Linked DNA regions of Homo sapiens: region 1 is linked to region 2. The links are chromatin contacts, found by Hi-C in ENCODE. All regions are on one chromosome and are shown on one strand. Each heading gives the region's core, a stretch centred on a gene start or an enhancer-like site at or near the end of the contact. The rest is flanking DNA. Distances are from core to core; before and after follow the strand shown.

Region 1 (3,661 bases), core at 90-2,589, 600 kb before region 2:
CTCTGTACAGCTTCAGGAGTCCTCATTCCCATAGATTATGATATGAATAGTGGCCCTTGAGTTTTACATGGTAGCCCAAGTCCAGCTTCTACTCAACTGATCAATGATTTTTAATTATGTTGGACCATCTTTGTTGAATAGGTAAAAAATAAAATATAGATTTGAAAAAAAATAGTTATAACATGTTAGAAGAGCTTTCTGCAAAACATAATTTTGGAAAAGTCATGTTTCCATTGGGATCAAGATTGTCCATTCTATTAAGTTACCGAAAGAAACATAAAAACTAAAGGTAAATTTATACCTTAGGGGGCTGCTGATATTTAAAGGTTGGAGGTAGAAGAGGGTTGGACTTGGTGGAAATCCTAAGAAGTAACTTAACTGTGCAATTAAAGTGAACTATAGATAAAATTAGAAAGTGAAACTAATAAAAAACTCTTAGCCTGTTTTAGAATCATTCAAGTTATTCTCAACAATTCCACTTATTATTTCCTTTAAATGTATTCTTTTACTAAATATAATTAGTTGCATACATTTTTGAAAACCTGCAATGAATACTTTTTTATGGTAACTACTTAAATGCCAAGATTTAAATTTCAAAATACTGATTGTTTCCATAAACAAAGATATAACATATTTTTATACTCTCCGAGTGTATTTTCTATTGCCAAAATACTGTGTTTACAATAAACTTTAAAAAATTCTCGCTATTTTAACCTTTGTCCACTGCTACGAAAAAGCTCCAAATAATACTCTTTATGCTGAAGCCAAGGAAATGTGCGTATGCTATATGAGTGTCCTAGTGACCAGGCTGTGATGTGTGGCCTTGCACTCTCATCTACAATTAAATAGTTCAGGAGTAGACACATGAGTCAGATGGATTATATCCAAGTTGGCATTTAAAGGTCTTCATTTGGGAATGTGCATGGCACCCTGGAACACTGAAAGTGAGACTAGGTAGACTAGTGGGTGAAAATGACAGTGGCTGAGGTGAAGCTCTGCTGGTAGATAGGGCCCAGAACACACTCAGAACAGGCCTCACAGAGGATTTCGAATCTTTTTCTAAGTTCTGTGGAAAACCATTGAAGAGCTCTAAGTAGAGGAATCACACACTTATATCTGTTTTTAAAATATCACCCTACTGCTTCTGGCTTTGAGAATAACTGGTAGCAGATCAGCCTGCCAGCCATAAACTATTGGAAAACTCGAAAAATATGTGCAACAGCTCTTTTCAGGCACTGGAAAACAGACACTAAGGAACTGTGTTTGCAATGAGGAGTGGAACAAATGAGGAATGTCCTACAGTCGCCCAGGATTTCTGCCTGGAGGCACTTCCTAGATTTAGACATGAGCAGAGGAAACCCAAGCAGGGCATGCCAATCATACTTAGCTGAAGAGACAGAAATCAAAGTTCAGTTGGAGGAGGTGAGGCAGCTGGAATTTGTAGGGCATTGTACCAGAGAGGAGGGCACTATGCAGTAAAAGAGTTCCAGAAATCTCTATACAGATTTCCTGGAATCTTTGGCTGAGCTGTAAATGCAGAGAAGAGACTACACAAAGCCTTGCAAAACAAACAAGTGCCAGGAAAAGAACAAATCCTGGTTGGCGGGAGGGAGTTGGCAGGAGTATCTCCATTCTGGACATTTGGGAAGAACAAGAATCCTGCTGAATATATGTTGCCAGCTGCACTTAAGTGTCAACCTTAGGAAAAGAGACTTTTGACAAAATATGGTGACTTACTGGAGACCAAAACATTGGTATTTAGTGTCCCTTTTCACTAGATACACCGCTCCCCAGGGCATTGTGAGGGAGCAGAGAGCTGCTTTTCAACCTCCACTCTCTCAAGGACCTAGAACCAATCTGGTATAAGCCCTCAAAAGTCTCTAGTTAGTCACCTTTCCTAGAAATCCAAGAACTCCCATACTCCTGCTTGAACTGTGCATCATAAATCCCATAAATGAGCCCAGACCTGAACAAACAAAAGTCAGGACTTATTTGGCTTATGGGTATCTGGTAACTTCTGCTTTAAACCTGCAGCACAAAAGCCTCTGAGGTAAAAGACCACATTACGGGGTCCCTTTTAAAAAATTTATTTTTAATGATACAGGAGGTAAATGTAATTCCAACAGCAGTAAGAACAAAATACAAATTAATGTCTCAATAAATTAATCTGCCACACTAAGTATCTATTTTATAAATTCAAACCAAATGTGCTTAATCATCAAGGGTTGTATTTAATATATTTTTTTAACATGCCATTTGTACTTCTATTTAATTGTGATGATATGAACAGGAGTTGGAAATACTGGGTAGAAGAGGGCAGTCTACACCTGTAATCCCAGCACTTTGAGAGGCCAAGGGGCACGGATCACCTGAGGTCAAGAGTTCGAGACCAGCCTGGGCAACATGGTGAAAATTTGTCTCTACTAAAAATACAAAAAATAAAAATTAGCTGGACGTGGTGCCATATGCCTGTAGTCCTAGCTACTCAAGGAGGCTGAGGCAGAAGAATCGCTTGAACCCAGGAGGCGGAGGTTGCAGTGAGCCAAGATCGTGCCACTGCACTCCACCCTGGGTGAAAGAGGGAGAATCCATCTCAAACGAAAAAAAAAAAAAGAAGAAGAAGAGGGCAGTTCCCCAGCAAAGCCCCTACTCTCAAGCCTGGACACCCGTGGCCCTAAATGAGAACAGGCATTTCTGTTTTCTCTCCCAAAAAGTTGCCTTTTGGCCTGCCATGTCCCTATCCTGTATCCCAGGCTCCAGAAAAGACCAGCAGATGAGGATATAAGACAAGCAGATGAACAGCAGAATGACACAGCAGAGAAAGAGGGAAGAGGGGGAATGTCTGAGTGCTGAGAGGAGTTCGGCTTGGGGTGGTCAGAGAGGAGTTTAGTGGCTGAATGGTCCAACTCCAAGGGAAGATCATCTTTCCACTCCATCCCCACTTCTGGCTCCCCATCCATTCCACTGAGGGCCACCTCCACCACTCAATAAAAACTCACATTCGCTTGAATTCCCAGCACTTTGGGAGGCTGAGGCAGGCAGATCATGAGGTCAGGGGTTCCAGTCCAGCCTGGCCAATATGGTGAAGCCTCATCTCTACTAAAAATACAAAAATTAGCCAGGTGTGGTGGCGCACACCTGTAATCCCAGCTACTTGGGAGGCTGAGGCAGAAGAATTGTTTGAACCCAGGAGGCGGAGATTCCAGTGAACTGAGATCATGCTACTGTACTCCATCCTGAGCAACAGAGCGAGACTGCATCTCAAAAAACAAACAAACAAACAAAAAAACCTCACATTCATCCTTCAAGTCCATGTGTAATCCAATTCTTCCAGGACAGTGGGCAAGAGCTCAGGACACAGAAAGCTGTCACTCTGGCCTTCTGCCCTTGCAAAAAGGCAGAGAGTCCACTGAACTGGTTAACACTTAAAGCCATGTGCAGACAGCAAGGCTAAGACAGCATTGTAACACTGGGGTTGCAGGCACCCACCCCTAGACACTACCACAGGGCCAGAGCCCAAAGCACTGGCCCCAGCCTCTGCACCTGCCCATCTGCATGCTCCCCTTCCTGCAAGGGGTTTGAGCAGTGATGGCAACTGAACAAGTGAGCCACAAACCTGTTCCATGTCCTGCATGGGGGATCAGGGAACTCTTCAGTTTCA
Region 2 (3,703 bases), core at 220-2,719:
AGAAGGCAAGACTGAGTAAATCTCAGAAATCCACCATGTACAATATTTAAAAATGCTCACTAAAGTTGTTCTTTGTGAGTTAATGAAGGTCAGTATAGTCAATATTCAGTACGTAATCCTAGCAAGTACAAATAAAGTTAATATTATTCAAATATCTTACACAGGCTTATTGCATGCAACACACTGTTCTAAGTAACATACAGATATTAAAATGACTTAATTCTCAAAACATGAAGTGAGTTTTTGTTTTTATGCCCGTTTTGCAGATGAGAAAACTGAGGCATAGGGAAGGTAAGTAACGCGCTTAAGGTTACATAGCTGGTAAATTGTAGCCAGGAGTTGGAATCTAGGTGCCAAAATCTATGCTGTTAATCACTAAACTACGCTGCCTTAGTTTTTATACTTCTTTAGGAACCTCAGACCAAAAGAAATTTAGGCAATTCTAATAGAACAAGCAAGAATTTGCTAATCACAGCTTCCTTGCCCCAATCCTTTAATCGGCTTCATTTTCACTGACTTCTTTTTTAAATGAAGATAACAATGTTGTTGAACAGGATCATCTAGTGGTTAGTGGTTCGGCATAAGAATGACTCGCTTCTGAAGCTCAGCTCTAGCACTCGCTTGCTGTATGACCTTGAGAAAGTTACCTCCCCAAGTCTGTTTCCTCATCTTTAAAAGAGAGGTTATAATAGGACCCACATCATACTATTGTTTAAAGAGAAAACAACGTAGCCCATTTAAAGCACTTAGAAAGTGCTCCATAAATATTATTAGTGTAATAAATAGCAGCAACATCAATAAAGTATGAACCAAATGATCTCTTGATTCGTATCCTAACACTAAAAATGGTTTATTTCCCTTCTAATTAAAAGAGAATTACAACAACCAAAACAACAAACGAAACTATAGCCATAAAATCAATTATATCGTCTGTGAGAAAACCGGAAAGGCTATTGGACACATTAATTCACTTGTCATCAGTCATCCCCTCTATTCCAAAATGTTTGTGTTCTAACATCCTGAGACACCTTGCATAATATAATCACTGTGACTCCAAGAGGTCAAATGGGCAGGCAGTTAATGCTTCTCTGTGAAAAGCTCAATAATTCATTTTATAAATTTCAGTTTAAAGCCTGCGTTGAGGTTAAGAAAAATTGACGTTCGGTCTGTGAACTTAATGTCAAGCTCCAGAAAAACTCTGGGCAGCACATGTTTAGCAATTAAGTGGACACAGACAATAAAGACGTTGCCAAATTGTAAAACAAGACTTGGAAATCACAGAAAATGTTGCTAGTTATTGATCACGGTGACCATTCAGTTCCTACTGAGCCACCCAAAAGAATCATTCATTTTCCAGCAGAGAGCCTGCTCATTTGCAAGATAAAAGAGAGACATTTCTGCACATGCCCATAATGTTCTTCACCACTGGGGGCAGCTTTACATAAGACTGCATTCACTGAAACCAAAGCAACAGTCCGAGCAGCTTTCAGAATGACAGTCTGCAGAAGTGAGCTGAGCGTGTGCGCGGTACGGGGCTCTCCTGCCTTCTGGGCTCCAACGCAGCTCTGTGGCTGAACTGGGTGCTCATCACGGGAACTGCTGGGGTATGGAATACAGATGTGGCAGCTCAGGTAGCCCCAAATTGCCTGGAAGAATACATCATGTTTTTCGATAAGAAGAAATTGTAGGATCCAGTTTTTTTTTTAACCGCCCCCTCCCCACCCCCCAAAAAACTGTAAAGATGCAAAAACGTAATATCCATGAAGATCCTATTACCTAGGAAGATTTTGATGTTTTGCTGCGAATGCGGTGTTGGGATTTATTTGTTCTTGGAGTGTTCTGCGTGGCTGGCAAAGAATAATGTTCCAAAATCGGTCCATCTCCCAAGGGGTCCAATTTTTCTTCCTGGGTGTCAGCGAGCCCTGACTCACTACAGTGCAGCTGACAGGGGCTGTCATGCAACTGGCCCCTAAGCCAAAGCAAAAGACCTAAGGACGACCTTTGAACAATACAAAGGATGGGTATGTTTTGTCATTTTTCTTCTTTCCTTCTTAAAAACAAAAAACAAAAAACCTCTAGTGTGTGTAATAATTCTGCCTTAATTATTTTAGAGATTACCTTGCTCTGCTCTAAGACTATGAATTTATTTGCTTAGTGGCATGTTTCCTTGTTTAACTATTTAAAAAAACAAAACACTAAAGACAATTCTCTTTAATTACAAAGAGATAATATGTGATGTTAAGTGTTATTTAGATTTAAATTTTTAAAAATGAAAAATATATGCCTATTTTTGCTTGATTAAGGATTAATTCTTTTTTGGGGGGATAACTTTTCTAAGTTGTTTTTATTTCCAGGTTTCAATGTAATTAGGCTACTGAGCGGATCAGCTGTAGCACTGGTTATAGCCCCCACTGTCTTACTGACAATGCTTTCTTCTGCCGAACGAGGATGCCCTAAGGGCTGTAGGTGTGAAGGCAAAATGGTATATTGTGAATCTCAGAAATTACAGGAGATACCCTCAAGTATATCTGCTGGTTGCTTAGGTTTGTCCCTTCGCTATAACAGCCTTCAAAAACTTAAGTATAATCAATTTAAAGGGCTCAACCAGCTCACCTGGCTATACCTTGACCATAACCATATCAGCAATATTGACGAAAATGCTTTTAATGGAATACGCAGACTCAAAGAGCTGATTCTTAGTTCCAATAGAATCTCCTATTTTCTTAACAATACCTTCAGACCTGTGACAAATTTACGGAACTTGGATCTGTCCTATAATCAGCTGCATTCTCTGGGATCTGAACAGTTTCGGGGCTTGCGGAAGCTGCTGAGTTTACATTTACGGTCTAACTCCCTGAGAACCATCCCTGTGCGAATATTCCAAGACTGCCGCAACCTGGAACTTTTGGACCTGGGATATAACCGGATCCGAAGTTTAGCCAGGAATGTCTTTGCTGGCATGATCAGACTCAAAGAACTTCACCTGGAGCACAATCAATTTTCCAAGCTCAACCTGGCCCTTTTTCCAAGGTTGGTCAGCCTTCAGAACCTTTACTTGCAGTGGAATAAAATCAGTGTCATAGGACAGACCATGTCCTGGACCTGGAGCTCCTTACAAAGGCTTGATTTATCAGGCAATGAGATCGAAGCTTTCAGTGGACCCAGTGTTTTCCAGTGTGTCCCGAATCTGCAGCGCCTCAACCTGGATTCCAACAAGCTCACATTTATTGGTCAAGAGATTTTGGATTCTTGGATATCCCTCAATGACATCAGTCTTGCTGGGAATATATGGGAATGCAGCAGAAATATTTGCTCCCTTGTAAACTGGCTGAAAAGTTTTAAAGGTCTAAGGGAGAATACAATTATCTGTGCCAGTCCCAAAGAGCTGCAAGGAGTAAATGTGATCGATGCAGTGAAGAACTACAGCATCTGTGGCAAAAGTACTACAGAGAGGTTTGATCTGGCCAGGGCTCTCCCAAAGCCGACGTTTAAGCCCAAGCTCCCCAGGCCGAAGCATGAGAGCAAACCCCCTTTGCCCCCGACGGTGGGAGCCACAGAGCCCGGCCCAGAGACCGATGCTGACGCCGAGCACATCTCTTTCCATAAAATCATCGCGGGCAGCGTGGCGCTTTTCCTGTCCGTGCTCGTCATCCTGCTGGTTATCTACGTGTCATGGAAGCGGTACCCTGCGAGCATGAAGCAG

Evidence for each region. A loop is a pair of places that touch in the nucleus more often than their neighbours do. Pooled maps may share reads with other maps.
Region 1: a loop to region 2 is called in a map of Right ventricle myocardium inferior, with 3 times the contacts of the local background. The contact joins the enhancer-like site here to the promoter of LRRTM3 in region 2. A Hi-C loop is called at or near these places in 1 of 168 maps with a recorded cell type or tissue (Right ventricle myocardium inferior) and 3 of 50 pooled maps.

The regions. Positions count from the first base shown.
Region 1 is chr10:66,321,057-66,324,717 of GRCh38, forward strand. All of the region lies in intron 12 of CTNNA3 (catenin alpha 3), which reads right to left. Among named protein-coding and RNA genes, the nearest start is that of CTNNA3-AS1, 240 kb to the left of the region's middle. Within about 2 kb of position 1,340, at least 2 of the 41 ENCODE cell types and tissues checked have a DNase peak (open chromatin) inside an H3K27ac peak, as active enhancers do.
Region 2 is chr10:66,924,567-66,928,269 of GRCh38, forward strand. It overlaps LRRTM3 (leucine rich repeat transmembrane neuronal 3), which reads left to right and starts at 1,470. Exons shown (of 3, transcript NM_178011.5): 1 at 1,470-2,021; 2 at 2,355-3,703. The coding sequence starts at 2,018. The region is part of intron 7 of CTNNA3 (catenin alpha 3); the gene reads right to left. All of the region lies in intron 3 of LOC101928961 (a long non-coding RNA gene), which reads right to left. RefSeq lists an enhancer at 857-1,713 and a silencer at 1,333-1,442.